3 separate regions of the Mus musculus genome follow, and all the other regions are linked to region 3. Evidence: chromatin loops called from intact Hi-C (ENCODE). Cell type or tissue: heart. All regions are shown on one strand. Region 1 overlaps Gm40221 (a long non-coding RNA gene). Region 2 holds the start of 4930407G08Rik (RIKEN cDNA 4930407G08 gene). Region 3 holds the start of Scp2 (sterol carrier protein 2, liver).

Region 1 (8,000 bases), 170 kb before region 3:
CTAATCCTACCCTCATGATCTGCGTGCACCCCACCTGAAGCTGAAGACCAGCCCTAGTGTGTCTTCATAGGTCAGCTTCTGGGATGGAGGGACAGGATGGAGAAGGCAAGAGGGGATGTGAAAGAGGACCTTGGAGCCACTTGGAATAGTGGCAGAGAGCTCTCCCTCTCCAAGCCTGCCCTTCTCTTCTCTCCCTCAGAGCTGGGCAGAGGAGGAGTGGGGCACTGTTAACCTCAAATCCCTCTCTGAGGTATCTGCTGTGTGTCCTTAGGCCTTGATGCTTTCACACAAGAGGAGAGCCCCCGCCTCCTCTTCTGTCTCCCCTTCCTCCTCATTTCCTGGTCCTCTCTACTTCCTCTTCCTCTCACTCTCTTCCTCCCCTTTCTCTTTTGATTTTTATACAAGGTCTGACCATGTAACTCTGACTGGCCTTGAATTTGTAATCCTCCTGTCTCAGTCTCCTGAGTGCTAGGTGTCTGGTCCCAAGATATCCCTTTTCCCAAAGTCTAGCCTTTAGAAAAAAGCCTGCACCCTATCAGGGACTTCGGAAAATAGCTTCTACCTGTTTAAAGGAAGGGTTCTCCTTTTCTTCCATTAACATATGCCTGAGGTGCCCATTCTCATATCCTAGACCTGTGGTTGCTTCTAGGCTCCTTCAATCTCTACTCAACAGATACTTGTTACACACCTGTTCTCCACCCCAGTTTACATGTTCCCCTCCACCCAGGTAGCCGTTCTCCTTTAAACCCTGGAAATATGACACCCTGTATCCCCAGTCCCCTACTCTCCACCCCCACCGCCACCCTCAGTTGGTCTCTCTGTTTTCCCTAGAGACACCCTTGGCAATTTGGACTAAACTTTTCCCTTTTTACCCACAGAGTGTGTCTGTTTTTACTTTTTACTTTTCTTTTTAAGCAGTCTGTAGAATTTTATTAAGCAGTATTACCGAAAGCATGAGTTTTCTTTTTTCCCCATTAATATATTTGTTTATTTGCTTTACATCCCTATGACCACTGCCTCCCCTCTTCTTAATCCCTCTCACACAGTCCCTCCCCCACTCCCTCCTCTTCTCCTTTGAGAGGGTGGAGGCCCACCTGGGTATCTCCCAACCTTGGCACATCAGTCTCTGCAGGGCTAGGTGCATCCTCTCCTCCTGAGGCCAGACAAGGCAGCCCTATTTTGGCTTCTTTACTGCACCCATTTCAATCACTAGGAATACAGACTGCACTGGTATGCTCTATTTCTGGAGCAGTTAAAATCCTCTGTACTAGTTCACGCCAACTGAAAGTTTGCTGGCACCCAGCGCTGCACCGCTCCCCGAGCCCCTCCATAGCTCTACTGCAGTATTTCCTACATATTTAATTTACTCTTGTGTGCTTGTGTGTGTGTGTGTGTGTGTGAGTGTTCATGTGTGGGAGTGCAACTGTGTAGACCAGAGAACAACCTTGGGTGTTGAGCCTTGCCGTCCACTTTGAGAAATGGTCACTTGCTTACAGCCACATATGCCACAGTAGTTGATCTTCCAGGTTTTGAGATTCTCCTGTGTCCACCTCCCACCTCTTCTCCAACCTCCCCGTAGGGCATGCCTGGTGAGTGATGTGTGCTACTATGTTGGGATTTTATGTGGGTTCTAGGGATCTGAACTCAGATCCTCCAATTTGTTCAACAAGCTCTTTACCCACCTAGGCACCAACCCTTACAGCAAGCCACAAGGAGCAAGCCAGAGGAAATTAAGTCTCTGCTTCCAATCATGTAACCATCCCAGGACAGTGGCCTACAGGAGAGTGAAGGCAAGACATGGCCCCCTCCCTGAGGGGGATGCAGTCCTGCTGTGGAGAGCAGATATCCAGTGTGATCCACGTGTGCTGGGGAGTGAAAGGCATTGTGGGTGCACCATGATGATAAATGGTTCTTTCTCTAAGATGTGCATGAAGGTTGCATGAATGTGGTTATGTTGGTGTTGTTTTACGAGGGGGTGGGAGTTGAGACAGGATCTCCAGCATTCCAGACTGGCCTTGAACTTGCTATGCTGCCGAGGATGGCCTTGAACAACTGGTCCCCTTGCCATAGGCTGGCTGCTTTCTTACATTAACATGATACAGCCTATAGTCATTTCAGAAGAGAGAATCTCTATTAAGAAAATGTCCTCACCATATTGACCTATAGGCAGGCCTGTGGGACGTTTTCTTGATTCCTCATTGATATGGTTAATGATTGATACAGGGTGGGGGCAGCCCATTCACCATGGGCAAGCGATCCTGGGCTACATAGAAAAGCAGGCTGAGCAAGCCATAAGGAGCAAGCCAGTAAACAGCACCCCTCTGTGGTCTCTGCTTCAGTCTTTACCCCACGTTCCTGCCCTGCTTGAGGGCCTGCCCTGACTTCCCTCAGTGATGGAGTGTGACCTGAGAATTTAAAGCTGAAAGAAACCCTTTCCTCCCCATGGCTTTTGCTCATGGCGTTTCACCACAGCAACAGAAACCCTGACTAAGTCATTCTGCTTCCTGGATACTGGGCTTACACGTGTGATGAGTCTTAGGGGACCACTGGTTTCATCAGATGGATTGAGAGGAGAGGCCACACCAAACAACGGACATGGAGATGGCTCTGGAAAGGGCACAGGGGGCTGGGAAACAAGAATCCTACTATAGATGGAACAAGAAGAGGCAGAGGGGTGAGAAGGCAGGGGTGGAGGCAGGGCCGTCTGGGGCTTTTAGAGTCCTCCATGACGCACACTTTTAGACTTCCCTCAGACAGAACACGGGGTGATCAACCAAAGCCCCCAAGTTGGATGTTACGTTTCATTTGCTCAGCTTGTCCAAACACAGCCATAAAAAGAGCTGAACGGAGCTTGAAAAGGATGTTTGGAATTTCAAATTTCTTTCTTTCTTTCTTTTTTTCTTAAAGGCAGACACAGAACTGTCTACCACGCTCAGGAAACAGGATTCTCCCTGCTTTGGGAGGCATTACGTGTGCTTCACAGAGCTGGGAAGATGGAAAGTGGGGGTCTCAGCACTGTGGGCCAGAACAGGATTTGAAGGACCCTCCTAGGGAGCCTCTTCCTTTGTCTCCGCTGCCTTCTGCATCTCTCTGTATCTACCCACAGCCCGTCTACCCTTAATCTAAACAACTCGGAGATCCAGGGACATGGGGGAAGGATGAAGGTGGTTGGCAACCAATTTTATGAGCAATAAATTTGAGAGAAGGAGCTTCTGTGATGCTTAGTTCTATCGTAGCCTGAGGCCAGGGTTAGCCACTCCACCCTAGTCGCAGCCAGCCAGCTTCAGCATAGCGCGGTGACTCACGCTGTTCCCAAGGACTTACAACTCCATTTGAGATGAGGTCTTGTTCCCTATGTAGCCCATGCTGGCCTCCAACTCCTGATACTCTCTGTGCTATGATTACAGGGTGGACCATTATTACATCTGGCTATTGCTTCTGACTTCTTACTACAATCTTTGTGAAATTAGACACACCCCTGTCAGAAAATCTACTTCACAAGAAAACCCCATTCTGTGCGCGCATGCGTGCAACATGTATCACACAGAGTGTAGAGGCTTGATGCTGGGGGTCTTTCATAATCCGTTTCCATCCTTTTTTTCATGAACAAGTTTTTTTCAATGTATGGTTGTTTGGATGACATGTATGTGTAGCGGGTGTCTGCAATGCTCAAGGAGGCCAGAGGAGGGCGTTGGATTCTCTGGGGTTGGAACTACAGATCTGGTGCTAGGAATCAAATCCGGGTCCTTGGGAAGGACCAGTGTTCTTAACAGTGAAGCCGTCCATCTAGCTCCTCCACCTTGCTTTTTGAAACAGGGTCTCTCACTAGAGCATACAGATCAGTTAGACTAGTGGCCAGCAAGCCCCTGGAACCCTCCTGTCTCCATGTCCTCAGCACTGTGACTATAGGTACAAACAGCCTGACTTTTTTTTTTTTTTTTTAGCATGGATGCTGGATAAGGAACTCACATGCTCAAGCCTTCACAGCAAGCATGTCCCCAACTGAGCCATCTCCTTGGTTCAGAAGATTCCATTTTCTCAAGAATTCAGAATAACTAGGAGTTAACTGGGCATCTCACAAAGAGTGACAAGGTAATCCTGGGTTTGTTTATCTCTGTGAGCATACTCTGAGAGCAAGCATACTTTGAGAGCATGGGTCTGTAGCAGGACACCCCCTGCAAACTAGAAGGGGATTTATGTGTAGCGTGCACTGCATGGAGGGAGCTGCCCTGGCTATTACTGTTCAACTTCAGAGACAATAGCTACCGGTGAGAGGTAGGAGTCTCAGAGCACTCGGGCCACTGAGGAGAGGCTCTTGGAGGAGGTAAAGACCACGGGCTAGCAATTCAGAACTTGCTAGAGCAAGGGAGTCACCTACCATCACTTGTATTTGGCATAAATTCAAAGGTAAGCCAGAATCAGGAAAAGTTTATAGTATAAAAAAGACTCCATGATATAGTCTTGGCCTTCATCAGGAAGGTGTGTGTGTGTGTGTGTGTGTGTGTGTGTGTGTGTGTGAGAGAGAGAGAGAGAGAGAGAGAGAGAGAGAGAGAGAGAGAGAGAGAGACTAGAAACATTTCTTTATGTGATTGCTTGGGAACATATTTGGCAGTCTCTAGTTGGCCTTTAGTTGGTGGTGGGGGCGGGTGGAACGCTGCCAGCCACTGCCCAAGTCCTGACTGTTCTTGGCAGATTACTACAGCAGAGCTGTGGCTCCCAGGCTGAGGGCAGCAGAGACTGGCAACCAGAGTTCAACTGTCCTATGTCAGCAATGGCAGGGCACCAGCCAGAGACACAGCTCCAACTGTATCTCTGACATCTCAAACACCCTGAAGAGTTCTTTTTGGATACCTGTAATGCCAAATCCTTGACTTTGCCTCAGAAAAGACTTTCAGCCTAAGCCAATATGCAGCAGAGTTGGAGTTTATTATTTAAGCACAGGAACAGAGAAAAGAAAGTGGCTCAGGGCAAGAAGACCTGCCCTGGCGTGGGGGTGGCCTTCTCCAGAGAGTCACAGTTCATTTTCACCACATACATAGGATTTTCAACTCATACATAGGAGTTTGGTGAGTTCTGGAGTCATTACCTTCAAAGAGCCGCTAAGAAATTCGAGATCCCAGGGTAGTTTCTTCGATGTACAAACAGAACTTCAATTTGTAAGACTCTAGGGCCCAATGATGCTCTCAGCTTCATGCCGCAGAAGCACCTGAATGTCCCTGAACCCTCTGGCCTGGAAAGATTGGTGTCTATGCAGCAGCCACCTAAAGCTTGGGGAGAACTTCCTGAAGCTGCTGATGCTCTCACAAGGAAGCCTGCTGTAGGGTCGACCAGTTGTCTTAAATGTAGAGGGTGCTCCCTCTGAAATAACAGCAGAAAGTATAGTACTGTGGCAAAAGTCAACTAGCAATAGTGCCACCTGTTACCAGTATCAGGTATCAGTCTCCATACAGAGCTGTGTGCAGTTTTCCACAATCACCAGAGCGTAGCACCACCACAAACACGAGAGTCATGAGTTGTACAGTGACTTAATGGCTATATATACCTTCATAAGGCGAGAGCAATTTCAGATCTCTGTCAAATATGTGGTCCCCTGTGACCCTGGGCTGTTTGTTGAACCATATGCTCTCTATATATGTATGCATATAACCACTTTAACTCAGAAATATGAAAAATCTGTGTCTTTTTTTTTTTAAGATTTATTTATTTATTTAAAGTACACTGTAGCTGTCCTAGACACTCCAGAAGAGGGAGTCAGATCTCGTTACGGATGGTTGTGAGCCACCATGTGGTTGCTGGGATTTGAACTCCTGACCTTCGGAAGAGCAGTCGGGTGCTCTTACCCACTGAGCCATCTCACCAGCCCAAATCTGTGTCTTAATTAGGGTTTCTGTTGATGTGACGCAATACCATGACCAAAAGCAAGTTGAGAAGAAAAGGACTTCTTTGGCTTACGTGTCTGAATCACAGTCCATTGAGGGAAGCCAAGACAGGGACCCAAATCAGGCAGGACATGAAGGCAGAAGCTGATGCGGAGGCCATGGAAGGGTGCTGCTTACTGGCTTGCTTCCCATGGCTTGCTCAGCCTGCTTTCTTATAGAACCCAGGACCAGCGGTCCGGGGGTGGCCCACTCACAATGGGATGGGTCCTCCCCCCATCAGTCACTAATTTTAAATGCCCTACAGACTTGCCTGCATATAGCTGGATCTTGTGGAGGTGTTTGCTCCTTGAAGGTCCCTCCTCTCAGATGACTATAGCTTGTGTCAAGTTGACATAAGACTAGTCAACACAAGGTCCTCACTGAAATGGAATATTACATCTCTGTTATGGAAAACAGCTACAGGGATCATTGACAATGGCAGTGAGTAGTAATTAAGAACAAGACCGAGCGTCCCTGAATAAATATATATCATTTGATTTGCCAATTTAAAACAATGGGCTGGGGTTGGGAAGACAGGTCGGGAGTAGAGCAGTTGCTTCACATGAAGAAGGCACTAGGTTCAATTCCCAGTACCAAACCAAACCAAAACCCCAAAACCTAAAATGAAATTAATGAACTATATTAAGAAGAAAAATAGAACAATATTGTGTAACATTCTTGTCTTCTGATAAGCCCAGATGTTTAACTTTTTACAATTCTTTACTGCTGGGACTAGAGAGATTTTTCATTGTTTAAGAGCCCTGGCTGTTCTTGCAGGGTTCAATTCCCAGCACCCACATGATAGTTTGCAAACATCTCTAACTCCAGTTCTGGATAATTTGGCACCCTCTTCTGGGCCTCACAGGCACCAAGCACACACGTGGTACAGAGACATACATGCAGGCTAAACACTCATACACATAAAATTTTAAAAAAAATTTTTTTTTGTAGGTTAATTATTCTCAGCTGTCTCTGGAAGATAGGCAGCAATTTTTTTTACCTAATCTCCAGGAGCATGGGGAAGAAAACGGTGAGTGAGTGAACATTTTTATTGCTTAAATTTATTTCCTTTTATTTTTTGAGATCCAACTTTGTAAATCAGGCTAGTCTCAAACACCTTGGCCACAGTGAGCCTCTCTGCTCAGTCTCCCAGTACTAGGACCACAGACACACACCGCTGCCCTGTGCCAGCTGGGGGAAATCACAATGCAAGCACCTTAAACTTCAGTATCTTTGCTGGATCCCGGTGAGCCTGTCCCGGAAAAGTGGGACTATTTATGAAGGGGATCCTTGCAATTTGAAATTTGTCTTGGGTTCTTACTATAAAATCTTCGGGAGTCTCCAGTGTGTACCATGGCCCTGTTTCCAGACTGAAATATGACCTGATAATGAGATAATAAGTATTCCAAGCTGGCCTCATCTGGTTTTCAGTATTCTCTTCTATGAGTATCACATAGATGACAGAAGATGGCTGGTTATTTCCAAGGAAAAAAGTTCTTCCTTGTAAGTGAGTCAGACTTACAAGTTCTGTATGTGAAGATTTTGTTCTTGTTGTTGGTTGGTTGGTTTTCTTTTGTTTTTGTTTTTGTTTTGTTTTGAGACAGGGTGTCAAGTAGCCCAGGATGGCCTCAAAGTTGAGCTACAGCAAGGATGCCCTTGAACCCTGACTTCCTGCTTGTACCTCTCAAGTGCTGGGGGGCACAAGTATGTATTCCTAAACTTGGTTTATGTGGTGCCAGAAATCAAATGCAGGGCTTTCTGCATCAACAGGTGAGCACTCCACTAACTGAGCTACATCCCCAGCCCTTGATTTTTTTTAAAAAATTATTTATTTAATTTTATTTTATGTGTATTGGTGCGAGGGTGTCAGACCCGCTGGAACTGGAGATACAGACTGTTGTGAGCTGCCATGTGGGTGCTGGGAATTGAACCCAGGACCTCTAGAAGTGAAGCCAGTGTTCTTAAGCGCCGAGCCATCTCTTTAGCCCCCTAGCCCTTGGATTCTTAAAAAGATTTATTTACTTATTTTTATGTGTATGGGTAATTTTGTCTATTTGTGTTTCTGTGCACCATGAGCAGGGA
Region 2 (8,000 bases), 160 kb before region 3:
TGTTAAAAAATGAGACAGTTTGCCAGGTGGTGGGCACTCACACCTTTAATCCCACCACTCCTTGGAAGCAGAGGCAGGGGCAGGGGCAGGGGCAGGGGCAGGGGCAGGGGCAGGGGCAGGGGCAGGGGCAGGGGCAGGGGCAGGGGCAGGGGTAGGGGCATAGGCAGAGGTAAGCAGATTTCTAAGTTCAAGGCCAGCCTGGTCTACAAATCAAGTTCTAAGACAGCTAGGGTTACACAGAGAAACCCTAACTCAAAAACAAACAAAAAACCCAACCAAAACCAAAACAAACAAACACAAGATTTGACATAAAAGAAATAAGAGAGCTAACACTCTACTGAAAATGACAGAAACAGTGTGGATGAGGGTCATGAGGCTTGCACCTATTGTGATTTCCCACGTCCCTCTATTTCTGCTAAGGACTGAACCCCATGGTCTTGTGTGTGCTAACCACACATTATCCCACCAAGCTACACTCCAGCTCCTTATCTTGAATTTTCTGGCTGAACAAACTGTCTTTCTCTGTTCCTCAATTTTCTCAACCGTGAAAAAGGAATAGTGAAATTTTCTAGTAAAATTATTGTTGAGATTAAATTAATTAAAGCCTGCAAAGTCCCTGGAATATGACCGGTGCATGTGACTGCTGTTGTTATTATCTGCACCCAGCCTAAGTCACATGATCATCCCAAAGGATGTTAGCGACTGCCTCAGGGCAAAGGGTGAGGTGAGATGAACTGGGTAAAGGCACCTTTCCAACTGAAGACCCGAACTAGAAGGGGTCCGGGAGCCTGGGCAAAAGGCAGCAGGTGGAGCTGACTGCAACAATACAGATGTTTCCAATGAAGCCACAACCCCAGGTGTTTATGTAAGACCCCCACTTTTAAATCTTAGCAACTAAGTTAGGTTTGTACAAATTTCTCAGAATGCCAATGAAAACAAGGGTTGTCGGCCACCAATCCATGACTTCTAAATGTTTACATCGATTGCTTAATAAACCAAAGGAGAAGCATGAAAACATCTGATACAATAACCACCCCGAAAATCCACGCAATAACTACCATGTGCTGTGTGGTGTGTATCACGTCACCACAGAGCTGTGACCTACGGGCAGCCTGAAGACAGGTGTACATCTCCACTGCACAGGCGTAGAGTCTGAGGTCTGCTGTGAGAGATCACAGAACTAGGCTGCGGCCAATTGGGTGGGGTGCTACGTCTCTTGTGCTCTCCTCTGATGGCAACCAGACCCTGGAGCTCCCAACATTACTACAGAGTACCATGCAGTGGGCTCAACTTTTAGGGTCCTAGCCGTCCCTGTGCCACAGAATACCCCTGGGGACATAATCAAATGTGCACTCGAAGGATCCCACTCCCACCCGCTGGGTCACAGGCAGTAAAGGGACAGCTGGAAATTTGTTTCCACAAGCATTCCCCATGGCTCTGATCCATGCTTTCCTAGTCTAGTAAACATTGCTTTCTTCTGGAACTTTCCAGGCCTCTTGTAAACATTGGTAACACAAACATTTATCCCTATGTTCCCCTTTCTTAGCGTTTCTTAGTGTTTCTTTCTGGAGACTCTCTTTTCCTGTATATGGAAGTATAAAGATCACTGTTCTAGGTTTTTCTACCATTTCTTTGCTTGACTATTTAACCAATCCCACTTTGTGAGCATGGGTGCTTTCTCCCTCTAAAAGGCTAGAGGGAACTGGCCTTCTGCTTGTGACATTTCCTGCCTCTCCAAGTTAGTATCAAGAGCCAAGCACAGCCGGGCATGGTGGCGCACACCTTTAATCCCAGCACTTGGGAGGCAGAGGCAGGCGGCTCTCTGAGTTCCAGGCCAGCCTGGTCTACAAAGTGAGTTCCAGGACAGCCAAGGCTACACAGAGAAACCCTGTCTCAAAAAAAACAAAACAAAACGAAACAAAACAAGAGTCAGGCACAGAAGGCAGCGGCCAATACAAGGCTGTGGGTTCAAGGCTAGCCTAGTCTACTCACCCAGAACCATAGAGTGAAACGCTATCCAAGAAAGAAAGAGTTAAGGTAACTCTAGAAATAGGATGTTCTACTAAGGATGAGATGATTTGAAACTTTTATAGAAATTGTCAAATTGCAGCTCAGAGAGGGTTTACTATCTCTCCAGCAATGACACACACATTTCATCACAAAGTCACAGGTAGAATGTGCTAGGGTGTAGCCAACTCTAATTTCAAACCATTTCTCTTATTTTGAATGAAGCCAGGCATCTTCGCATATGTTGAAAGGCCATGTGTCTTAGTTAGGTTTTATTTCTGTGAAAAGACACCATGACCACAGCAACTCTTATAAAGGAAAACACTTAATTGGGAGCTGGCTTACAGTTTCAGAGGGTTAGTCCATTATCATCATGGCAGTGTGCAGTCAGACATGGTGTTGGAGAAAGAGCTGAGAGTTCTACATCTTGATCCATGGGCAGCAGGAGACTTTGTGCCACACTGGGTGTAGCTTGAGCATAGGAGACCTCAAAGCCTACCCGCTCCATGATGCATTTCTTCCAACAAGATCACACCTATGCCAACAAGGCCACCCCTCCTAATAGTGGTACTTCCTAGGGGCCAAGCATCTGGACACGTGAGTCTATGGGGGCCATGTCTATTCAAACCACCACACCATTCCCTCTTTCCTCCTCCTCCTCCTCCTCCTCCTCCTCTTCCTCCTCCTCCTCCTCCTCCTCCTCCTCCTCCTCCTCCTCCTCCTCCTCTTCTTCTTCTTCTTCTTCTTCTTCTTCTTCTTCTTCTTCTTCTTCTTCTTCTTCTTCTTCCTCAAAGATTTATTTATTATATGTAAGTACACTGTAGCTGTCTTCAGACACTCCAGAAGAGGGTGTCAGATCTTGTTAGGGGTGGTTGTGAGCCACCATGTGGTTGCTGGGATTCAAACTCAGGACCTTCGGAAGAGCAGTCAGTGCTCTTAACCGCTGAGCCATTTTTCCAGCTCCCCATTCCCACTTCTTGAGCTATGACTGCCTTCAGTGCCATCTGCCTTTTTCTGTAAGGAAGCTTTCTTCTGCCCCACCAGCACAGATTGTCCCTTTAGCCAATAACTTGCACACAATGTTTCCTAGTTAATTTAAAATTTTTTAACTTATTTATTTTATGTATATGGGTGTTTTGTCTGCAAATGTATGAGTACCCTGTGTGATATACGTCCTGTGTGATAAACCACCTAGTACCCCCAGAGGTCAGAAGAGGATGTTGGCTGAGACTGGAGTGACAGATAGTTGTGAGCTGCCATGTGGGTGCTGGGACTTGAGCCTGGATCTTCTGGAAGAGCAGACAGTGCTCTTAAGAAGGGAGTCATTTCTCCAGTTACCCAATAGCAGATTTTTATCATGTCTCAATCATCATTGAGAGCTTAAGTGAATCTAAAGTGGGAAGAGGCAAAGGTGGAAGGGGAGAACTGACTCCACAAAGTTGTCCTCTAGCCCCACACACAAAGAGTAATAATGAAAACATAATTTTTAAACTGATTAAAGGAAATAAACCTTCATTTAAAAAGACAATTGTTAATTATGCAAACTGATAAATAAATTACATGCAATTACAATTAAAATCATGGTATGGACAATTTTCTCCCTAAGATGGAGACTCATGTGTTTGAATGCTTGGTCCTATTAGTAGGTGCGGCCTTGTTGGTGTAGGTGTGATCTTGTTGGAAGAAATGCATCATGGAGGGGGTGGGCTTTGAGGTTTCCTATGCTCTGGCTACACCCAGTGTGGCATGAAGTCTCCTTTTTTCCCCTAAAACACGCCCCCCCAAATGTTTATTGAAGGTCAGTACAAAGGAGGAGGAAGCAGAGACAACAACAAACATAGGAGGAAACGAGCCTTAAAAACTGTCAAAAATGGGCTGCCTCCATATCTAGGTGTGTGAACTGCTCTTGCAGATCATCTGAGTTCTATTCCCAGCACCCACACACCGGGCAGCACCACAAACTGGGGGCCAAACATTCACACTATGAGCCTACAGGAGCCGTTCTCATTCAAACCACCACACCCATACACATAATTAAAAATAAAATCAATCTTTAAAAAATAAAATAATTATTAAGCTGAGCGTGGCGGTGTGTGGCTTTAATCCCAGCTTGCAGAAGGCAGAAGCAGGCAGATCTCTGATTTTGAAGCCAGACTGGTCTATAGAGTGAGTTCCAGGACAGCCAGGACTACACAGAAAAATCCTGTCTTGGAATATTAAAAAATTAATAATGATAGTAGTAATAATAATAATAAATGTGTTTAAATTTTAAAAATCTATTTATTTGTATGTGTACAGGTATTTTGCCTACATGAATATCTGTGTACCACATGAATGCTTTGTGCCTATGGAGACCAAAAGAGGGCACCAGATCCTCTGGAACTGGAGCTACAGAGAATTGTGAACCTTTAGGAATTAAACCTGGGTCTTCTGGAAAGGCACTGAGTTCTCATAACCACTGAACCATCTCTCCAGTCCCTGTATGGGTGTTTCTCCTGCAGGAATTTCTGTGCAACACAAACATGCCTTGTGCCCATGGAAGCCCCCAAAGAGTTTCAGAGCCCCTGGAACTGGAGTTACAGTTGTGAGCCACCATGTAGGTGCCAGGAATTAATACAGTCCCTCGGGATGAGTAGCCAGGGCTCCTAACCCCTGAGTTGTCTTTCTATCCTCTAGAGAGACTGTCTTGGGTATTGTATGAATGCATCACCTGTCATAAAAGGCCTGTGGTTTAGGCAGGAAATAGAAGTGGGACATCTGGGAGAAGGATTCTGAGATAACCAGGTGTTGTGATTATAAAAAGATAAAATAATATTAAGATATGTTCTATGGGGGGTGGTGAGGTGTGAGGTAAGGGGGTGTCTCAGGGGGCCCATGCTGAGGCACCCCCCCCCAGCCACACCACGACAAAGACAGTGTAGTATAGAATACAGTTTATTCAGGGCATGGGGAGGGGAGTTAAGAGGGTAGAAGAGGCAGAGAAAGGCAGAGAGAGGAAGAGAGTAGAGAAGTAGAGGCCGGCCATGAGCACGTGGAGAGAGGAGGAAGGGAGGGGGAAGGGAAAAGCCCAAGATGGCAAGAGAGAAGCAAGAGGGAAGCAAGAGTAAGGGAGAGAGGAGGGGGCAAGCAGCCCCTTTTATAGTGGGCCAGGCCTACCTGGCTGTTGCCTGGTAACTGTGGGGAGGAGCATACCTGGCTGTTGCCAGGTAACTGTTGGGGTGGAGTTTAGACAGAATGCTAACACCAGGCAGGAGATTCTCTGGGAAGATGTGACAAGATGGGTACACAGGTAATCAGCCATGTGGCAGAATACAAGCTAGAATAAATGGGATATTTTAAGTTATATCTAATCAGAGAAGAGCCTAGCTAAATGGCCATGGTATTTGTAAATATATTTTGAGTCTGAGTCTTATTTCTGGGGACATGGGAATGAGAGGTAGAACCGGACCGACCATCAACAAAATGTTGCCCAACACGGGGTAGTTAGAACCTAAGCTTACAGCCTAAAAAGACCCAGGTAAAAAGCAGGAAATAGTCAGGCTAGCCGGACAAGAGATCTGGCCTCTAAAAACCAAAAAAAATAAAGAACAAGAACAGACCGAAGCCAAAGCTTCCCCGAACAACACAAGACGAATAGCTGGGAAAGAAAGTTCTTAGCCAAGAAGCAGGAACCCGCAGAGAGAGTACAGAAGGAGGCTTTTTAAAGAGGCCCCTACTAAATTTAAAAACAGAAAGTAGACGTTGGAGCTTCTCCCAAGGGCAAAACACTGCAGTGCCAGGTAGAGTGCGAGAAACCAGCTCTAGGTTGCATGCAGCGGATGCAGCCACAAACGGCAATACCTGGGGAGAATTCCTGGAAACCACAGCTATAGGATAAGCCACTTCAGGTTCTCCCAAGCTTGGCACAGCAGGTTGACCCTGTCCTGTCCTAAGGGAATTAACGCTCAATACTCATGGCGTGCAGAAATGCAACATTAAGTTTGCTGCTGCAGCCAGAATTGGACAGAAGGCCAAGACACCATTCCCTGTAAACAAAGGGTCAGGGGTGTGGCCAGGCACCGCACAACATCTGCGCTAAATAACAGCAGACACGGGAGACAGAGATGGGCAGATCTCTGTGAATTCTAGACCAGGCTGTTCTACACAATAAAAAAGTTCTTTGTATATAGAGACTGCTGAACTTAATCAGAATGATTCTGAATGGTTGGCATTGTTTATTCAGCTACAGTGATCAGAAATTAAGAAGCATCCATTGTATATAACACACATCAGAGCCCATACAGTTCTGCCAGGCCCTCTGGCACAAGGTAATAGTGAGATTGAGCAGCTATGGATAGGAAGTGTACTAGAGACTTCAGAATTTTATAAAGCACACACACACACACACACACACACACACACACCATGTTAACAGCAAAGGTTTAAAGAAAGAATTATCTATCACTTGACAACAAGCCATGGAAATTGTGAGGGAATGTCCTACTTGTTCTTTATATAACCAAACCCCATTACCTACAAGAAGTAACCCTAATTGTACCCAAAGAAATGAAATCTGGCAAGTGGATATGTTTCATTTTACGGAGTTTGGCGAACTAAAATATAAACCCCATACTATAGACATTCAGGATTTCAGTGGGCAACTGCCTTAGCTTCTGAAAAGGCAGACTCTGTAACTATGCATTCGTTAGAAGTTATGGCCATTATGAGACTACCCATACAAATTAAGACTGACAATGCTCCAGCATATGTCTCTAATAAGATGAAGCAATGTTTTACATATTATGATATAAAACATGTTACGGGTATACCACACAATCTTACAGGACAAGCAATTGTGGAGAGATCTAATTATACCTTAAAAGAGGTGCTTAACAAGCTAAAAGGGGTAACAAAGACCCCCACAGGTAGATTGCATAGTGCTTTATCAACCTTAAATTTCTTTTGAATGTTAGTAAGCAAAAAAACCTATGGCTGCAGAAAGGCATTGGATTGCAGAAAAAACTGCTGAACCTGTGCCAGGAAATGTTCATGAACCCCCAAAAGACCACCAAGGAGCCGATTCCGATGTAATCTCATTATGGTCTCTTTATTTAAGCTCGAGCTTGGGCCACACCACCATCTTTGATGCAGGAGAATGGGAGGGGGCCGAGCCCAGTTTCAGACAAGCATTTACAGAGGCAAGAAGGGGGTATCTAACCTGGTACACATCTGATTGGGGGCCATTATGTCCTTTAACATGATTGGCTGGTTCTGGGAACCAAGCCATAAACTTCTGCTTTTTTCCTGATTGGTGGTTGTTAGGAAGTGAAGTGCCAGGGGGAGGCTTGTAACCTGGAGGTGCAGATTTGTTGGGGAATAACCGGGAAAGTGGTGCTAGACACAGGTTTTGTTGGGGGATAACCTGGTAACTGGTGCTAGATACAGGTTTGTTAGGGGTTAACCTGGAAACTGGTGCAAAGTACTGGCCTGTTAGTTAACTTAGGTCAGGTTCTCTAAGATAGAGTCTAAATACAAAAGATCTGGCCTCTCAAACTAAAGCAGGCTGTTTATTTTAAAGATGTCCTAACCTCAGAATGGAAAACATGGAATATGTTACACTGAGGGAGAGGTTATGCCTGTATTTCCACAGGAAAAGAAAAGCTGTGAGTTCCTTCCAAATTGATAAAAATCAGACATGACAAAGAGAGGCCCTCCTGAAGAGGTTATCTATGGACAAGAAGAGGGAGATTGACAAGATAAACAAAATAGGTGATGTTCACACTGATCTCTGTCGATGGAGACAGCTATGGGACTGGCTGAGACTTAAATGTCTACATTTGGCCAATAAATCTTGTTGGCTACAAAGTTCTTGCAACTTATTACTAAACACCATTCTTTCATCGGGCATGAATGGAGAATTATAGTGCAGTTTGATTATGTGATCAAACTGACTTCTAAAGAAATACAGTTGTCTTTTACCTGCTCAAACAAAGATCAGGAAATCATCCTTGATT
Region 3 (8,000 bases):
ACATAGTGAGGCCCTGTCTCAAAAACAAAAAAGGCAACCAAACAAAAAACAACAAGAAAACAGGGTCTTGGTGTGTGGAGACTCTGCCACTGAGCCACGTCCCCACTGTGGATATCTCTTTTTAATACTAAGTAAAACTGAACAAGTAGAAAGAATTTTAAGATCAATTGTAATGTGGGATCTGAAACCGTACCAACGAACCCTTCATAAAGAACTGAAGAGTCATTACTGTTACACAGCGAGCTGATGGCCAACCTAGACTAACCACATCCTGTCTCCAAGTAAAACAAAATTTAAAAATTAATAATTCAGAGGGATTGGGGAAGCAACTTTTGAGATATAAATAAAATAATTAATTTAAAAAATTAATTAGTAATTCTAGCCAGGTGTGGTGGTACACACCTTCAACCCCAGGACTCAGGAGCAGAGGCAGGCAGATCTCTGTGAGTTCAAGGCTAGCCTGGTCTACATAATCAGTTCCAGGACAGCCAGGGCTATGTGGAGAAACCCTGTCTCAAAAAACAAACAAAACATTAGTAATTCTATGAGTTATACATCTCTTCCAAATTTTAATAAAAGTTCTCAGCTTCACCTTTGTTAACGTCCACACTTACCTCATTAACGATGTTTCCTTATTTCAGTGAGAACTCGCCTAGCAGATACAAGACTCCTAGGAATTTGAACTTTATCATTGGTAATAACTACAGCTCGATGATAGCGGCCCTTTATTTGCCAGTTTTGAAGAAGACAGATAGGTTCACAATGTCCTACAAAGATTTACTTTTAAGATATAAGCATGTGTATTTAGACACGCATAATGGGGCTTTGATCTGTTAACTATTATCATGTTTAAAGGTCAAATGGTTGAGCTAGGGAAGTGGCTTAGCTGGAAAACTGCTTGCCTTGTGTAAGGCCCACTGTGGACATCTATTAATGACTCTAGCCCTGGGGTGACAGATCACAAGAACTTACTGGCTAGCCATCTACCACCTTAGTGAGTCAGAGATGGGAGGGGGAGGGGAGGGGGAGAGGGGAAGGGAAAAGGGGGAGGGGAGAGGGAGGGGGAGGGAGGAAGGGGAGAGGGAGGGGGAGGGAGAGGGACCCGTGACAATACAACAAGATAGACTAGGTGCCTGAGGAACATTACCTGGGGTTGTCTCTAGCCTTTCACACATGGGTACACACACACAAAAAGTTCAACTGTCCTAGTCACCCTGACACCTGACTCTTGACATAACCCAAAGGGGCTCTGATTTCTTCACAATTAACTGACAAAAGTCACCAGACTTATCTTGATCATTTCTTACCTCACCTAGATTTTGTAATTTCTTCAACCAATTGGTTCTCTACACAGAAAAAGATATTTCAGGGGTTAAGGGCCTGGGAGCCTGGAGGTCTAACTCAGTCAGTAGAGTATCTAACACGCATGGGCCCTATCCCCAGGAGCACAGAAACAGGACATGGTAGCACACATCTGTAATCTGGATATTCAGGAGGCAGAGGCAGGAGGGTTACAAGTTCAAAGTTATCCACAGCTACATAGTGAGTTTGAGGCCTGAATGGGATTAAGTAAGACCCTCTCTCTGGAAAAAAAATAAAGATATTTCAGGACCTAGGTCTTAGCATCTAGAGTACCATTGATTTGGTTACTGTTTCTAGGTCTCTTCGTGTGGTCGTGCTAGGAATAGTTTTAACAGATGAAAAATCTCATTATATTCACATTACTGCTTCCCACTCAGCTTCAGTATTTCTGTGCATTCACTGTTGGTTTGTTTGTTTGTTTGTTTGTTGGATTTTTGAGACAGGGCTTCTTGTGTGCTCAGGCTGCCTTCAAACTTCCTATCCTGGAAGCTTAGGACCCTACCTCAGTGTTACAGCATCTCCCAGCTTAAGGCACTGGGTTTGATCCTCAGGGCCAATAACCAATTTAAAAAGTAATAAAAAGTTTCAACAGGGCTGGCAAGATGGTTTAGCAGGTAAAAGGTGCTTGCCATATAAGTCTGGTGACCCGGACTCCTCACAACTCACAAAAAGATGGACAGACAAAATCAACTCCACAAAGTTGTCATCTGAGCTCAGAGAGTGCTCACCACTGCATGTGCACAAACACGTGCACACATACACACCATACACACACACACACACAACACACACACACATACACACCATACACACACACACACCATACACACATACACACCATACACACATACCATACACACACACACACCATACACAAACACACACACCCCATACACACAGTAACATTAGCCTTTTTTTAATGTTATTTAATGCTATTTAAGGTGTCTGAGCATGAGTGAAACTCATCATCTGCTAAGTTTCACCACAAGACAATGTCACATCAAGCTGACTTTTTCCTGGAATCATTTCAAATATTTCCCCCAACCTCTGCCAGGAAGGTAGTATACATTTGGGTATGTTTCCTACAAACAAAGCTAGGTAGCATCACACGGAGAATTTCAATTAATTCCCCTTTTTTGTGGTAGTTGGGTTTTGTTTGGTTTTGAGACAATTCTGCCACCACCTGCAGAGTGCCGGGATGCCACCAAACCTGGCTTCCATCCGCTTTTAATATTTTCTGGCATCTCTCCTACAGTTGCTGCTCCAATGTGTATTGTTCCTCACTGTTTTAATGATACTTGGAAGAAAAAAAAACCAAGAGATAAGTTCATTTTTTCAATCTTCCTTGCTTAACTAAAAATGTCAAACTCTCCTTTTTTCTCTCTCTTTCTTCTTTTTTGTTTGTTTATGTGGGTTTTTAAAAATCTGTCTTTAATCCCAGTATTCGGAAAGCAGAGGCAGACAGATCTCTGTGAGTTCAAGGCCAGCTGGGTTTACAGAGTGAGTTCCAAGACAGCCCAGGCTACACAGTGAAACCCTGTCTCAAAAAATATAATAAATAAATAAATATATATTTTTTATTTATAAAAATTATATTATATATGATACAAATACTATATTTATAAAATAAATATCTTCAGTTTGTTAGTGTGTAAGTATGTGTGTATATGTGTAGGGGGCACACTCATACTAAGTGAGGGCAAGGGGCCAAACTCTGACTGTCAAGCCTTTCACACACTGGCCATCTTTGCTGACCCTTGCTCTTTGGTTAAAGTAAGGTCTTACAAAAGCTAGGCTGGCTCTGAACTTGCTATGTAAACTTGAGGACAGCTTTGAACTTCTGATTCTCCTGTCTCTACCCTCTGAATGCTGGAACAATGGGTGGACATCACCATGCCTGGTGTATGCAGACTAGGGATAGAACCCAGGGCTTCATGCATGTTTGGCAAGCAGTCTACCGAGTGAGTCATGTCCCCTGCCCAATCTTGCTTTTATTCATTTTTGTCACGGTCACCCTCACATATAACACATAGCACATGTACTGCATATATGCTTAAATGATGAAACCATCTTTAATTCCTTTTTCTCTTCCCTAAGGAATATTAATATCCCCTTCACCTCCACCTCCCAACTAGAAAAAAATTAAACATATCTTTTTTTTTTTTTCAGAAACTATGCTTTTTCTATACAGCCCATATAAACAGACATTAAGCAATCATGGGAAGACACTTTAAAATGGAACAACATACTAGCAGGGCATGGGGATCAGGGACACTTGCAGGTTCAGAGGGGGGGGGGCAGTTTGAGAGACTGAATCAGAAGTTTAAAGCCAGCCAGGGCCATATAAGATACTTTTTTAAAAAAAAATCTAGAGAATATTCTGGAAAGTTTTACTGCCCACCTACTTACTATATGAGAAGCTCCCCCTCTGAGAAACAGTGGGATGCCCTTTAAGTTTTAGAACATATTAGTCAACTTTTCTATTTACATGTTTTGAATAAATTATTTGTTTTCACCTGTTACTAAGATAATGTAAAATTTGGGTTTTGTTTTTTTTTTTTACAGTACAAAAAGATTCTTCACAGTAACTCTTTCACCAGTAAATCCATTTAATATCAATCATCTAACATTCACTGTCATTAGGCACGAGTGATTTATCACTGTGAGTGATACAGCAGTAAATAATTGTGGTACCCACCCTGTAGCAATACATTAGGAGAATATAGTCATCTGAACAAAGAATCCCAGTGCATCAAAGTAAATTAGAGCTAAGCTCAAGGCTCTAGAGGTAAGAAAGACAAGATAGGGCTGGCGAGATGGCTCAACGGGTAAGAGAACTGACTGCTCTTCTGAAAGTCCTGGGTTCAAATCCCAGCAACCACATGTTTGTTTGTTTTGTTTTGTTTGTCGGTTTGGTTTGCTTTGTTTTGTGAAACAAGGTCTTGATATGATTCAGACTCGCAGCAGTTCTCCTGGCTGCATCTCCTAAAGCTCATACTAGAGATGTGAACCACCCGGCCGGCCTACTCGGGATTTAGAATCTAAGGAAGTGTGAGATTTGTGCTGTGTTGGGGGCTCCTTCACAGACTAAAAAGCTAGAATAAGCAAACAGGAAGGCGAATAAAAAAATGACTGAGAGGGGCTGGCGAGATGGCTCAGTGGTTAAGAGCACCGACTGCTTTTCCGAAGGTCCGGAGTTCAAATCCCAGCAACCACATGGTGGCTCACAACCATCCGTAACGAAATCTGATGCCCTCTTCTGGAGTATCTGAGGACAGCTACAATGTACTTACTTACATGTACTTACATATAATAAATAAATAAATCTTTAAAAAAAAAAAAAATGACTGAGAGAACAAGCCCAAGATACTGAGACCCTAGTGACAGCATCATACACCCTCAGGTCGCCTCTCTGGAGGGAAAGGTCAGAGGGACAGCAGCGCAGACTGTGACCGTCCCCTTGCCGCGCTTCCCTGTCGCCTCGGACTGCGGGGAATAACAGAGGCAGATCTCTCGCTGCTCACAACTCTGTTTACCTTGGTCATGCCAACGCCGACCACGAACACCCGGCGCAGGCGCGGAGATTTCAAAGCGACAGAAGGCATGGCTCCAGCAGCGAAGGTCTCCTACAGACTGAGGCTTTGCAGAACCAAAGCCGGGTCGGGTCCGATTATCCCAACCCCAGGCGTCGGGGGCGGGGCCGCAGCGTCAGGGGCGGGGCCGAGTTACGGGAACCGACCGGAGGAGGCAGGGTAGAGGATGTACGCATGCGTGGCGATCCTAGAGCCAAGTCCTTTATGGGTTCTTTTGACCTACTGTGTTAGACTCAGGCAAAGTTTCTCAAGGAGGCCTCGGTTTCTGTGCTTCCTCTTTTTACAGTGAGAGAGGGAAGGCCTAAAATGGAAGCTCTGGCCTCAGAGGAAACTCAGAATCCTGTGGGGATTCTCTAGAGTGTTAGAGACGTTCTGTATGTGTGAGAGTAGTTACAACACGCAGTATATGAGCAAAAAGCACGATGTACACTAATAAAGTCAGAATTCTATGTGCGGATAAGATGTTTTTTAAAAATTAAGTCAGATCAGGGCTTAGTGGTTCACACCTTTAATATCTCCACACGAGAGGAAGAGGCAGGCAGATCTCTGCCAAAAATGGTACAAAGACCAAAATCCATCAAAGACCTGGTCCATAGTTCCAGGAAACAGGAAAGTCTCTAAATGTGGTAACCTTACGTTTTGGCTTCCGTAGTTCTGTTTCTTGCTAATTGAAGTGTGCCAACCAGAATGTGGGTTTCCATGATTGGACAAGTATCCTCTGTAGCCAGGAGCCATCAATACGAAGTTTGTTCTCAGCCTTAAGAGTGTCTGTGTCGGGCTGGAAAGATGGCTCAGCGGTTAAGAGCACTGACTGTTCTTAAAGGTACTGAGTTCAAATCCCAGCAACCACGTGGTGGTTCACAACCATCCGAAATGCGATCTGATGCCCTCTTCTGGGGTGTCTGAAGACAGCTACAGTCATAAATAAATAAATAAATAAATAAATAGGAAAAAAAGGTATATATTACTATCCCCTAAACTTAAAAAAAAAAAAAAAAAAAAAAGAGTGTCTGTGTCTCTATTACTATCCCCTTTAAAAGAAAAAAAAAAAGAGTTTCTGTGTCTGAGCTGGCGAGATGGCTCAGCGGGTAAGAACACTGCTCTTCTGAAGGTCCTGAGTTGAGATCTGACGCCCTCTTCTGGTGTGTCTGAAGACAGCTACAGTGCACTTATGTATAATAATAAATAAATCTTAAAAAAAAAAAAAAAAACAGACTGTCTGTGTGCTGTTCTCTGGTGGACATGCCTCAAAACAAATTCAAGTCCAGCCTGGAATCATCTGCAAAGTGAGACCCTGTCTCAAAAAAAAAAAAAAAAAAAAAGAAGAAGAAGAAGAAGAAGTTATAATGTGCATGGGGGGGGCTAACTTGCTCTGTAGACCAGGCTGGCCTCACATACAGAAATCCGCCTGTCTCTGCCTCCCAAGAGCTGGGATTAAAGACTTGGGCCATTACTGCCCAGCAACTATGCATATTTTTTTGTAACAGCCAGTCAAGCATAATCCGATCGGTCAGACCATGTCTGGTAAAGCGACTGCTCGTCTGTTACTATTTCTTTACTGTCCTTCCATTGTTCTAGCTGTAAATATTGTCCATGTTCGAAAGCTGAGCTCCCTGAGCCTCTTTTGATTATGAATAATGCCTATCTTATGTGTGAATTATTTCTTATGTGGCAGAGCAACACTTGGGAAAGCAAGCAGATCCTAACACTTGGGAAAGCAGAGGCAGGTGGCTGGCTATCTATGAGTTTAAGGTCAGCCTGGTCTACACAGCCAGTTCCAGGACAGACAAAGCTATGTAGAAAGCCCCTGTCTCCAAAAAAAAAAAAAAAATCAGATTTATCCTTCAACTTAACTGATTGGAAGTTCTTTTAACCTGCCGATTGTTATTTGAAGAGTCTGTATTTGTGGGCTAGCCTACTCACCTTTGTTTGTAACTCTACAATCAACATGTGAGATGATGAACGGTATGTTTCCCAAAGCCATCCTTTCATCTGTGGACAGACTAGGACACAATCTACCCTCTTAATCCAGCTCTCACAATGTAAACCCATGATTTCCAAGGTCTTACTTGGTCCTTCCAGTACCCTCCCCCTTTGTTGCATTTCTGCCTTCTCGTGCTTAAGGCTTATTGACAAACCTAGTGAGACTAACACTATTGGCCTTGCTTCATTATTGACAAATCCGTAAACAATAATTTTATACACAAAACAAGGAATATCTTGTGGTGCTTGCTTGACAGAATTGTCACACACTCAGAAAGCTAATCCTGTTTCCTCTAGAAGCAGTGATTCACTGATCAGTGCTCCAATTGACTCCGTACAGTTGCTATGGGGCAGGCTAGCTGTTGAAATAGTTAGTTGGGAAGTTGAACTAAGACAATAGCTTGAGCTCAAATATTGAGACCAACCTACGCAGCATGGAATAAGGAAGAGAAGGGGAATTTGACTGTATGGATTGTGTGTGTTCATGTGTATACAATTTCTGAGCTCTTTTTAATTTTTTTTTGACAGAGTTTCTCTGTATAGCCTTGGCTTTCCTGGAACTGACCATGCTTCCCTTGAACCTATAGAGATCCACCTTCCTCTGCCTCCCAAGTGCTAGAATTAAAGGCATATGCCATCACTGCCCAGCTCTGAGACCCTTTCTAACCCTTAGAACCTATAGTAAGAGCCCCTCATAGGTCTCCATGGCAGAAAGCATCATTTAGCCAGAAGAACACTCTCTCTCTAAGACACCTCTTGTAATTGTTTTTAGACTGGTAGATGGGTGGGCATTTGGAGCTGAAGAGAAGGCTCAGTGGCTAAGAGTACCTGCTACTCTTACAAAGGGCCTGGGTTCCATTCCCAGCACCCACATCGGACACTCACAACTGGGAGTCCAGTTCTATCTGGAAGTCTAGTTCTATTGTATCTGATGCCCTCTAATGACCTCCATGGAAACTGGGCACACATGTGGCATACATACAAACATGCAGCCAAAACACTCACACACGTAAAAGAAACTAATCTTTAAGGGTGGGTATTCATAAACTCTAGCTATGAGAG

The links. A loop is a pair of places that touch in the nucleus more often than their neighbours do. Peaks named below come from ENCODE experiments on the same cell type or tissue, not always from the same donor. Only the 100,000 strongest peaks of a DNase experiment are listed, where the experiment ranks them.
Region 1: it touches region 3 in a loop (2.0-fold over the local background); 6 of 42 quality-filtered maps call a loop at or near these places.
Region 2: a loop joins it to region 3, with 1.9 times the contacts of the local background. A loop is called at or near these places in 2 of 42 quality-filtered maps.

Annotation. Positions count from the first base shown.
Region 1 is chr4:107,939,658-107,947,657 of GRCm38, forward strand. Gm40221 (a long non-coding RNA gene) reads left to right here. Exons shown (of 3, transcript XR_867994.1): 2 at 3,945-4,092; 3 at 6,870-7,717. Among named protein-coding and RNA genes, the nearest start is that of Gm40221, 6.2 kb to the left of the region's middle. In heart, a CTCF peak has its summit at 4,741; no DNase peak of the experiment used is centred here; H3K27me3 peaks cover 258 bases.
Region 2 is chr4:107,948,676-107,956,675 of GRCm38, forward strand. It overlaps 4930407G08Rik (RIKEN cDNA 4930407G08 gene), which reads left to right and starts at 5,257. Exons shown (of 3, transcript NR_131071.1): 1 at 5,257-5,296. In heart, a CTCF peak has its summit at 4,355 (motif pointing right); a DNase peak (open chromatin) is centred at 716; H3K27me3 peaks cover 546 bases.
Region 3 is chr4:108,113,481-108,121,480 of GRCm38, forward strand. It overlaps Scp2 (sterol carrier protein 2, liver), which reads right to left and starts at 5,067. Exons shown (of 16, transcript NM_011327.4): 1 at 4,899-5,067. The coding sequence starts at 4,967. In heart, CTCF peaks have their summits at 4,520, 4,729 and 5,062; a DNase peak (open chromatin) is centred at 5,071; H3K4me3 peaks cover 865 bases; H3K27ac peaks cover 921 bases.